Linked DNA regions of Mus musculus: region 2 is linked to region 1. The links are chromatin loops, found by intact Hi-C in ENCODE. Cell type or tissue: gastrocnemius. All regions are shown on one strand. Each heading gives the region's core, and the rest is flanking DNA. Links, peaks and the distances in the headings are about the cores only.

The links. Hi-C counts contacts between places; a loop is a spot of excess contacts. Peaks named below come from ENCODE experiments on the same cell type or tissue, not always from the same donor. Only the 100,000 strongest peaks of a DNase experiment are listed, where the experiment ranks them.
Region 2: it touches region 1 in a loop (1.9-fold over the local background); 2 of 42 quality-filtered maps call a loop at or near these places.

The regions. Positions count from the first base shown.
Region 1 is chr2:118,701,072-118,706,434 of GRCm38, reverse strand. It overlaps Ankrd63 (ankyrin repeat domain 63), which reads left to right and starts at 2,472. Exons shown (of 1, transcript NM_001081971.1): 1 at 2,472-5,363. The coding sequence starts at 2,997. The coding sequence ends at 4,169. It also overlaps a transcript of Plcb2 not described here. In gastrocnemius, for the core only: a CTCF peak has its summit at 2,966; DNase peaks (open chromatin) are centred at 2,288, 2,676, 3,026, 3,366 and 2 more places; H3K4me3 peaks cover 2,262 bases.
Region 2 is chr2:118,787,999-118,793,361 of GRCm38, reverse strand. It overlaps Disp2 (dispatched RND tramsporter family member 2), which reads right to left. Exons shown (of 8, transcript NM_170593.3): 7 at 5,248-5,345; 8 at 1-3,763. The coding sequence ends at 536. Among named protein-coding and RNA genes, the nearest start is that of Gm38629, 8.0 kb to the left of the region's middle. In gastrocnemius, for the core only: CTCF peaks have their summits at 725 and 2,593 (motif pointing left); DNase peaks (open chromatin) are centred at 2,377, 2,780, 3,707, 4,028 and 3 more places; H3K4me3 peaks cover 808 bases; H3K27ac peaks cover 730 bases.

The DNA.
Region 1 (5,363 bases), core at 233-5,232:
AGTGAGCCAAGGGTAGAAAGTCAGAGCAAAGGCTCTAGGTTCTGAAACCTGGGACTCACTGCCCATCTGGGAACTCAGCACAGACCAGAGTGAGGCTCTGAAGACTTGACCAATTTTCCCACTACACCCCACCCCCAAATACATTGTTTCCTTCCACCATAGGCAACAGGGGCACAGGCAAAGCTGAGCTGGTTCAGGGAGGCACTTGGGAAGAGGGGCTGGGGAGGTGGGGGAGGCTTGATGCTTTTTTTCATGGAGGTGCACAGCCTAGCCTTCCTCTTGATCCCAAAGGCAGAAAAAAAAAAAAGGGAAGAAAGCATTTTTCTCTCACGATGAAAACAGGGAAAACTGAGTCCTAAAAGGACAAAAGCCTTTCTTCTGCTTAAGGAGTGGGAGCATGCCTGTCACCTTCCTGGGAGTGGAGAGTGTCACCTGGATGCTGATGGGACGGACTTTGAGGTCCCTCTAAATGGTGCTTCTCCAACTGGCTCCTGACCCTGTGTGGTGCAGGCGGAGTTTCTGTCTCTGCTCCCTCTGCACAGATGGGACTGTGCAGGCCTGGGTTGACACTGCCAGTGTATGACACAGGCTGAGACCTAACTCTCCTGCCAAGAAATGCGTGGGGGCTCAGTTCACCGACTGTGCACTTAGTAATATGCCTCACAGGACAAAGGGGAGCATGAGTCCCTGTTGTATGGTCTAGCCCGAATCCACTCCTAGGCCATCCTGGAGCCTAGGTAGTCCAGAAGACACAGATGCTCCGGGGCCTCCCCAGCCCCTGCTCCCCGGGGCAGAGCACTCCTCACAGAATCCTCAGGCGTGTCCCGCAAAGCAACCAGACTGGACACCCCCTCCATTCTTCACTGGACTTCCTTTCTCTTACAGCATAGGACCCCTGAACACAACCCTCCACATTGTGTCTGTTGGGTGCCTTTGTCCCTGTAACCCCTCTGCCTGGCCGTCTTCCTTGTTTCTTAGCCTGCGTCTCTCATCCTTAAAGGACTAACTCTGCTGTTGCCTTCAGAGGATCTTAGTTCCCTCTCCTTCCCATCATTTGTCCTTCCATCCAATGGCTGTTTTGAGTTTGCATTTAGCAGATGTTCTCAGTCCTGGGTTCGTCTTCCTGACTGAGAAGACAAGTCTCATTCATTCAGTTTGTGCATCTGTGTTTCCCATTGCTGGAAACACAACCATAGGGTCTCATGTAGCCCAGGCTGGCCTCAACCTAACTGTAGCTGAGGATGATCTTGGAACTTCTGAGCCTCCTGCCTCCATCTCTCAAGTGCTGGGTTGTTAGCTTATAGCACCACACCTGGCTTCATCCTGGGAATGAATCAAACCAATCGTTTCGTGTATACTGGGCAAATACTCGACCAGCTGCGAAAAGTCCCTAGCTCTTCACTTATTCTACAAATAAACTCCATTTCAACTATTCTCAAGCCCTTTCTCTAGTCCTGGGAGCTTGTGGGGCACTCATTGTAAGACTCTGCTAGGCCTTCAGTATTCCCCGTCTCTAGCGCCCATGAGCTGATTGTCCAAAGGAAGTAGGTTTTCCACACATCTGATTGAAAAAAAAAAAAAATCTCAGGCTGTCTCCTTTCTGTAGGGGCCAGGTCTAGCGCTCTGTGGCCTAAAGATGGTTTTGTGCTCAAGAGAACCCAGCCCTGTCAGGGAATTCTTGCTTGTGTCTTTTGTCCTTTCCTAGACCCTAACTAGCCCATCTTTGAGGAGATAGGAGGTAGTGCCTGGGAAGTCCAAATGCCTGCATACTCTCGGGTCCTAAGGCACCTGCCCTGGGTCAGAGCGGCCAGTGTCTAAGTCAACTTGCTCCACAGCGACCGATCAACCGTGGAGCTGGCACGCGGGCGCGCTGTCAGGTTTGGAGACGTCTGAGATTGGAGAATGCACCCCCGCCCTTCTCTGAGTGAGCGCGTGCGGGAGGCACAATTGTGTGTGGCTGTGATTCGCTGCACTTTAGATGGCAGTTATCAGCCAGACTGAGCGCCCTCAGTCCGGAGCACAAATGCCTCATACCCCAAATTACTTTTCCTCTGTCTCTTGCCCACCTCAAGCTGGTGCACTGTCCAGTCCTGTCCTCGTGGGGTCCCAGTCCCTTTAACCTAAAACCGATGGCAGGAGCTCCCGCCAGTTTCTAAGCAGCGGAGGCTACCGATTCCGGCGGAGGCGGGGGGCGGGGAAAGATGACTGAGACTTTAGGATTGGCCCCGCCGGGTGCATGTGGCCCCCGGCGAGCAGCCTCCACCCCCGCCCCGCAACCGCCGCCGCATTCCCAGGGGAGCGCGGAGGAGGAGCCGCTCCCCAACTTCGTGGCCCACGAAGGGGTGGGGGTCAGGGGCGGTCTCCCTTGCCCTGTCCGTCTCTGCCCCGAAGGTGCAGTCTGCTTCCAGAGCAGCCATTGCCATGGAGACCCCTGAAGCTATAAAGCCAGGTATCTAGGCGTCGGGCACCTCAGGAGCCGCCGAGCCCCCCAAGTAAAAAAGCAAGCGTCCCGGCCCCCGCAAGAAAGGAGGAGGCGGGGAGAGGCTCTGGGAGCTGGAGGAGCGGCGCTCCCCGCCGAGGCAGGAGGCAGGCGCGCCAGGCGGGAGCCACCCGCTCAACAGGGGAGCAGGGGCTGCCCGGGGTGCGGGTGAGTGGCGTTGCTCCAAGCCACGAGGGACCAAGGGGCGTCGGATACAGGGAAGAGGGCCCAAGAGTTGAGGAGGCCGAGCTTGGAGCTTGAGCGGGAGTCGAAGCAGCCAGCAGCCCACACCTCCAGGCGTGGGGGGCCAGGGAGGAAAAGCAAGACGCCCTGGGAGCGGCGAGGCAGCCGAGCGGTAGGGAGACCTGAGCGGGAACTGCAGGACACTTGGTTGCAGCCACCTACACGCCGCTTGGAAAGAGCGGTACCGGTGTCCGGGCCGGGGCCGTAGCCCCGTGGGGTGAGGGAACAGGGGCGCCCCCGTGCGTCGGACTTCCGGGGCGCGGCGGCCGGAGCCATGCTCAAGCCCAAGGACCTGTGTCCCCGAGCGGGGACGCGCACCTTCCTTGAGGCCATGCAGGCCGGCAAAGTGCACTTGGCCCGTTTCGTGCTGGACGCGCTGGACCGCAGCATCATCGACTGCCGCGCAGAGCAGGGCCGGACGCCGCTTATGGTGGCCGTGGGGCTGCCGGACCCCGCGATGCGCTCGCGCTTCGTGCGACTGCTGCTGGAGCAAGGTGCAGCCGTGAACCTGCGGGACGAGCGGGGCCGCACTGCACTCAGCCTGGCCTGCGAGCGAGGCCACTTAGACGCCGTGCAGCTCCTGGTGCAGTTCAGCGGCGATCCGGAGGCGACGGACTCGGCGGGCAACAGCCCGGTGATGTGGGCGGCGGCGTGCGGCCACGGGGCGGTGCTGGAGTTCTTGGTGCGCTCTTTCCGCCGCCTGGGCTTACGCCTTGACCGCACCAACCGGGCGGGCCTCACCGCACTGCAGCTGGCTGCCTCCCGCGGCCACGGGACCTGTGTGCAAGCCCTCACCGGGCCTTGGGGTCGGGCAGCCGCTGCGGCAGCGGCCCGGGGTTCCAACTCCGACAGTCCCCCTGGCCACCCTGCCCCGGCGCCCAGCCCAGAGCGGCGACGACCCAGTCCCCGTCGTTTACCGCGCCCTCTTTTGGCACGGTTTGCGCGAGCTGCCGGCGGCCACGGTCACGGTCACGGCCATGGCCACGGCCACGGAGGCGAGCTTGCCTCTGCTGGCAAGGGCTCGGTCCGTTATAGGGCACAAGGCAATGAGAGACCAGAGTTGGGCCGGAGCATGAGCCTAGCTCTGGGTACCATGACCGAGGAGGAGACAGCACGCCTTAGGGCAGGAGCTCTGATGGCTCGACCAAACTCACCCCAGTCTTCGGGGAGTGGGCGGTGGCGTTCGCAGGAGGTGCTGGAGGGAGCGCCACTGGCCTTAATGCAAGCCCCGGTCGGCCTTAGTCCTCATCCCGAGGGCTGCCCCGGCTCTGGCCGCCTGGGTTTGCGCCGACGGTCCACAGCTCCAGACATCCCCAGCCTGGTCGGGGAGGCTTCAGGGCCTGAGAGTGGCCCAGAATTAGAGAACAACGCTCTGCCTTTCTCAGTGCCTGGGCCAAAGCCTTGGCAGGCGGGCACAGAGGCTGTGGTACTGCAGGCTCAGCGGTAAGGAGCACGAAGGTCGCGCCCTGTAAAGTTCACTCTGTCTCTAGCTACTGAGATGTCTCCCATTCTTCCAAGTCCTCCCTTTCTCTGCAGTTTTCTGCCCACCCTTTGTCCCCACTGCTAAAGGGAGATTTCCTGTAGTCCTCCACCAGATGTAAGAAAGAGATCCCATCTTTTTGCTCTTTGGTATTTCCCACGTAAATCTCCCACCTTCCTCCAGCTTGATTTCCTTGTCCTGGGGGAAAAAGGAGGTGTGAACAACGGCTGCTTCTGTGGGCTTCAGCTTTCTAGCCGGAAAGGTGGATGGCTCAGGCCCAGCCCCAGCCTTGAGGTTCAACTGCCTAGGCTCGGTACCCGCAGCATCCCTTGCCTATTTTTAACTTTTCCTATCACCTTGGCAGCCAGGTAACGGCAGAGCTGGCTTCGGAAGAACAAGGGCCCAGGCGGCTGTGCCTGCTGATGCTGACCATAATAGTTTGACAAACTACCAAAGTCTCCCTTCCCTGTAAGTGTTGGAAGAAAGGAGGAACTAACGTGGCCACGTAAGCTTTTTGGACAAGAGGGCTGATTATGAAGGAATCCAATGGTTAAGGTTTTCTGAGGCAGAGACTCAAGGCAACAGGAATATTTTGAGACGCAATGCCCCCTTTAGGTGTTTACCAGCTTTCCCTTCTGGGAAATCAACTTCCTTTGACTCTGTCTCAGTCAAGACTATGGGATCTAACTTCATTGATACTGGTGGGTCACTGCTTCCCCAAGCCCCTACTAACTCTTGGCTTCTGGGCCTGCTTGACCCCCCAAATGATTGCGTTTGAATTTCATCTTTGAGGATCAATGTTTTCCCTTCTCCTGGCCCAGCCTTACTTATATTTCCACTTAGTCCCAGAGGCCTGAAATGGAAAGGACATAGCACCCCACCCCCTCCTTCCTCCCAGCTCCCCCATTCCACACGTGGGTGCTCCAAGAGGGTGGAACAGCTAGGAAGGATTTTTGCTTAATTGTATTTCTCCCAACCCTCAAAAGAACTCGTGTTTTGAGCCTTTGTGTATGAAGCAGAAAGCAGCAGGTCTGATCCGAGGCTTAAGAACCTGACAACGTCTCTTTAAATAGCACCTCAGCGAGGGGGATAATTGACTGTAGTGTTTGCCACGTTAAACGGCGACGGGCGCGGGAGTCGAGAGCCCACACGAACTGCAGG
Region 2 (5,363 bases), core at 1-5,000, 87 kb before region 1:
ACAGAGGCCCGTGTTCACTTCCAGCCCAGAGAAGCTTCCCAAGAACTGAAGTGTCCCGATTAAGAGCCAATGAGAAGGGATGAGATTCAATAGGCTGTGGAGGTTCTTAAGGGTTTTTCTAGTCAGTGAGATACTCCAACTGGATCCCAAAGATGGAGTACCTTAGCGTCACTGAACTTCTTGTCACCCGGGAGACAGCTGATCAGCCTCCCCAATACCTGGAACTGCACATCTGGCCTCCCTCCTTTCCAGAGTAGGGGTCCTTGTTGGCACTGTGGGGACAGATGAGTCCTTAGTTGGTCACAGGGAGAGCCTGGTATTACCTTGCAAGGCCCTCCCACTGAATCCTCCAGATGCAGGGGTAAGTAGCAAAGAGATCAAGGCTAGAACATCTGGCAGGGTTTAGAATCCATACTTGGAGGGTAAGACATCATGTCAATAGGGAGAAATACCTTCAGGCTCTAGGCTAGTGTGGCATCTGCCTTATCTTCACCAACAGGGTTGTGGACCCTGGTCTGGCCTTCCTTGGCCTCTCTCAGCTGCTGTAGCCAGAGGTGTAGGTGCTGGGCCTACGGAGCCAAACATCTGGGAGATCTGGCTGACTGTTGGGAAGCATCACAGGGCTGATATCGCCTGGCCCTCCACGGCCCTTCCAGGATAAGCTGCTGTGGTGAGAATTGGGCATGTTTGGGTCATAGATGGTCTCCTTCAGTGCTAGCCAGAGGGTGTCGCGCTTCCCATTCAGCTGGCCCCGCTCAAGTATGGGGTGTCCAGTGCCATTCATGACTTCTGGGGAGGTACCCACAGAATCTGGCACACGGACACTATGCTCAGAGGCACAGGTGTCATCTGAGACGCTGAGTCCCTCCAGGGTGCTGGCTGAGGAGCACAGGCCATCGGGGAGCTCTTCCACTTTGGACTTAGGGCAGTGGGCAGGGCCTTCTGGCAGTGCCTGCAGGGGCTCAGTTTTCTGTCCCTGGGAATCTTGCCTGATCCAGGTTTGGGGGGTGGGGCCAGCCTGCTTATATGGAGAGGAGGTCTGCAGGGCTGGACACTGGCTGAAGACTGTCTGGTGGTCTAGGAGCAGATCCCTTGGGGAGACAGGGGCTTGGGCATGCTGGAGGCAGCAGCTGCCATCATGTATCTGCAGGTCTTCAGAGAGTATGGAAGGCCGATGGGAAAGCTTGCTGGTGGCTGTGCTGGTGTCGAAGCTGGGACTCCGGCGCCGTGCCAGGGGCTGCAACTCATAGTGTTCGGAGAATCCTGGTGGCCCCGCTCGCCCCTTCTCGTCAGGATCCTCAGTCCCGGCATCCCACGGCAGATGGGCGCAGGGCCAGAGGATCTGGCCACAGTTCTTTTCTGGCCCGAAGAAACAGCACAGGGACTGAAAGAAGAAGCTGGCAAAGCCACAGCCAAGGAACTTGACCATCATGACGATGATGCCCAGCTTCCGATAGAGCAGTATAGTGGAAGGCAGCATGATCACACCAGAGGCAAACAACACTCCAGTCGTCATCGCCGTGGCCCGGCTGATCTGACGTAAAGAGAAGGCCACACGGCTCAGGCGGTCCGGGTGTGGGCACAAGTGATAGGAGATGCAGTAGTTAATGGTTAAGTCTACAGAGAGGCCCACAGAGGCAGAGAGAAAGAGAGCTTCGGCAGTGTTGAGTTGCCACTCAAGAAGAACCAGCAAGCCCACCGTGAGCAGTACGGTGCCAGCCACAGCTGCCACAGAGAACAGACTGAGGGGGACATTCCAGGTGCTCAGCAGCAGTGTGGCAAAGGCTAGTGCCAGGGCCAGACCAAGCACGACAGCTGGCTCTGTGCTTAGACTATGCTGCAAGCTGTACAGCTCCAAGTTGCTGGTGAACCAACCCTGGTTGAGGCCAGGAGGTGCCTTGCTCATCTCGGTTGACAACCAGCGGCTGATTTCAGTGTAGAAGTGGTGGACCGGGCCGTACTCTGTACTGTAGGGTAAGTTGGTCTGGAACTTTAGAACTAGAGCTGCCAGGTTGCCATGAGTATCGAAGCGGAGTCCCAGGTCACGTGTGCCATCAGGACTTTGCTCCAGAGCCATCATCTTGAGACAGTGCAGGTAAAGCTGGGGGGCCCAGGGGAATTCTGATTGTCCGCAGCATAGATCAGGACCCAGGCGGCCACAGCTAGGGCTCTCCATCCACTGCTGTAAGGCTTCCACTAAACACAGCGTAGGCCAGCCCTCTGGCTGATCTCCAAAGAAGCTCTGATTCTGGGCTCCATGGCAGAGAGCCAGGAGCCACTCCTGGGCCTCCGGGCTGCTAGGCGAGAAGTCAGGATCACTTACCACTGAGCTGTTGGTGCGAGGGTCCAGGGGATCACTAGTGTCCACTGGCAGGATTCCCCACACCAGAACCACTGGCAAGTTGCCGCCCTCGTTTGGAGGCAGATCCTCGAACAGGAACTGCTGGCGATACTCTGCGTCAAAGCGTTCAAAGGGATGGCTAGAACGGAAGAACTGGCCTCCAAGTGGCAATAGAATGGGCAGTTGCAGGCGAGGGCTGACGCCGCCGATGTAGGCGCCCCCTGCCGCCAACGCCGCGAACCAGCAGATCCAGATGTACCGAAACTTAATGACACCACAGGGCAGCAGGCGCTGGAAAAGCAGGCGCGAGAGGATGGAAATAATCTTGCGAAAAATACGGATCCGTCTGTGCAACGCCAGCAACAGCCTCAGGGGGTCGCTGCCACCCCTCTGGCCGTGCGCTTGGGCCACACAGCCGTGAGCCAAGTAGCGCTCATGGAGCACCACGGTGGCGGGAAGCCAGAGCAGTGTGAGCCCCATGTGCACTAGTACAGCAGTGCCCATGAAAAGAGCAAAGCAACGCACTGCGGGCAGGCGGCTCAGGTAGCTGCCGTAGAAGGCTGCGCTGGTGGTGAGGCCTGAGACCAGGAGCAGGTAGCCAAAGTGGTGCATGGTACGGCCTACACGGTGTGGCATGCCCCCGGAAGGCACCTGACCCCTGCTGAGGCGCCACATATCCAAGAAGATGAGCGTGTAATTGACACAGACACCACTAAGCAGAAGGAGAGCCGCTAGATTGACAAAGGGGAAGTAGGCCATGCGGAATGCCACATGGTAAAGAAAGTAGGCCACCATTAGGGAGCCCAGCACCCCTAGAAGTGACATGAACGTGATGAAGAGTGAGCGCAGGTAGAGGGACATGCCAAAGAAGATGACAACCAGGGCTATCAAGGGATACATGGTGTCTTCGGCTAGGTAATACTTCAGCAGTCTGGGCTTGAGGCCCAAGTCCATGCCACTGATAGATGTGTAGTTGTCAGAGACTTTAATTGGGTCACCTAGGCCGTCCAGGTAGATGTCTAGAAGAGAGGAGGTCTTTATAATGGGCAGGAAGAGCAGGGCAAACTTGAGGGAGGGCACCTGGTAATCCGCAGTCTGGGGACTCAGAAAGTCTCTGTCTAGCAGGTAGTGCAGGAATTCATAGACCACGTTGCTTCCGGTACACTTGGCAGGAACTTGGGCACAAAACGGGGGTTTGTCCTGGCTAGACCCCACACAAGCAGGCACCAGGACACCACGATGGTAGAAGGTGGCACAGAACCGTAGCAGGGCCAATGTGCGGTCTGTATCGGCTTGGGTAGTGTCTTGGCAGGAGGAGCGGTTAGACAGCACGGCCAGATAGTTGCCCAAGGACCAGCTGGGGCAGCACTCATTGGCTGCTGATCGCTGGCACAGAGCCCCAAAACTGATGTGAGAGCGGATCTGTAGGGCACACAGGAGTGGGGGAGTGAAGCTCAGAGGGAAATCCAGGGGCCCAGGTTACCTTAACCCTGTCTTGAGCTCTCTCACCTCTTGTCATGCTGAAGGGCAGAGAGCAAGTATTTTGACTACCCAAAGGAAATACTTTGTCTCAAAGCTGTCTTTGCACCTCACCTAGCTTCTAGTAACTCTATCTTGGCTTTATCAAAGGCAAGCCTGGGGAGGTTTCCCCAGACCTTTCCCAGAGGCTACCAGAAGGGCTCCTGCAGCCCCTCCCTGCCAGCTTTGCAACTTCCTAAGTCAGGAATGGGAATAGATGTGACAAGCCACATATAGGGCAAGGTCAAGAGACCAGGGAGCTGGAAGCAAGCAGTAGAAGACATTCCAGGGTCAGGGTCGTGGAGAACCCCCAGCCCTTCTTTCCCTGGGTTACTGAAGGCCTCTTAAGGCCAGAACTTCCTCTTGCCACCGTGTGCCTCCTTTCCTTTTTAACCCCGCTGTCCCCATCACAACAGCTGGTGTGGGGCAAAGCTCCCACCTGGGAGTCAGATGCCCCACTCTGCCATTAACCACATGTCTAGTTGACAGCGACACTGATACTATACACTTATCAAGTCATTCCTAGTGCCAGAATTATGTCAGATTCTTCCAAATTCAATCTCATTTCACAGTCACTTTCCCTATAAAGGGCATACTATTGTCCCTATTTCATATTTACAGGGCTGAGGATGTAGCTCAGTAATAGAGCATGTACTTAGTCCATTCAAGTATCTAAGTTTGATCCCCAGCACACACACACAAAAAACAAAAAACAAAAAAACAAAAAACAAAAAACAAAAAACAAAAACAAAAACAAAGAAAACCAACCAACCAACCAAACAAACAAACAAAAAACAACACATATGGGGCAGTGAGAGATTAAGAAGTTACATACCAAATGAACCCTGAGCTGGCCTTGAACTCAGGCATTTGAGGGCAGAACACATATTCTTAACCAGTGTCTTCTGATGCTCTGGACATTGTGATGTGACACAAGGGACTTGGTGTATAGAGCTATAGAGCACTTTGCATTACTGGTTTTAGCAGCAAACACTTCCACAGATGCCTCTGTATATGGTTCTCCAGCAGCATAACTGAATTGCCACTGCTTGGATTGACAAGGCTGCAGTCTTGAAGCCTAGAGTCTCTACTTCCCGGGGCCAGCGTCTCTTCCACACACATTTTAGATCTCTTTTCAAACCTTTTGAAACTCCTTATGCTCTGCTTGAGTTCTCGTTGCCACAGGAGGTTGGAGCTTCTACAGTTAGCCTACTTTCCTTTGCCCTGGCCCAACCCAGAGCCTCCAGCAGAATTGGAATAGTTTTCTAAGCAGGAAGAGCTCTCCTCAGTCCACCTTGGCAGTCCTGGCTAAGCAGTATCCCACGGGAACTGGGTCCTTCATGTCCTCAGTTCCCACCCATACCCTGGCATGTCCCCAGCCAGCTCACCTGCTCCTGTTCTATGCGACACATGGAATGGATGGCTTGCAGGTTCCACAGGCTTCCCCCAGAGGTGGACACAAACACCAGCTTTGCATGGCTCTTCTCTGCAACACAACCCCCAC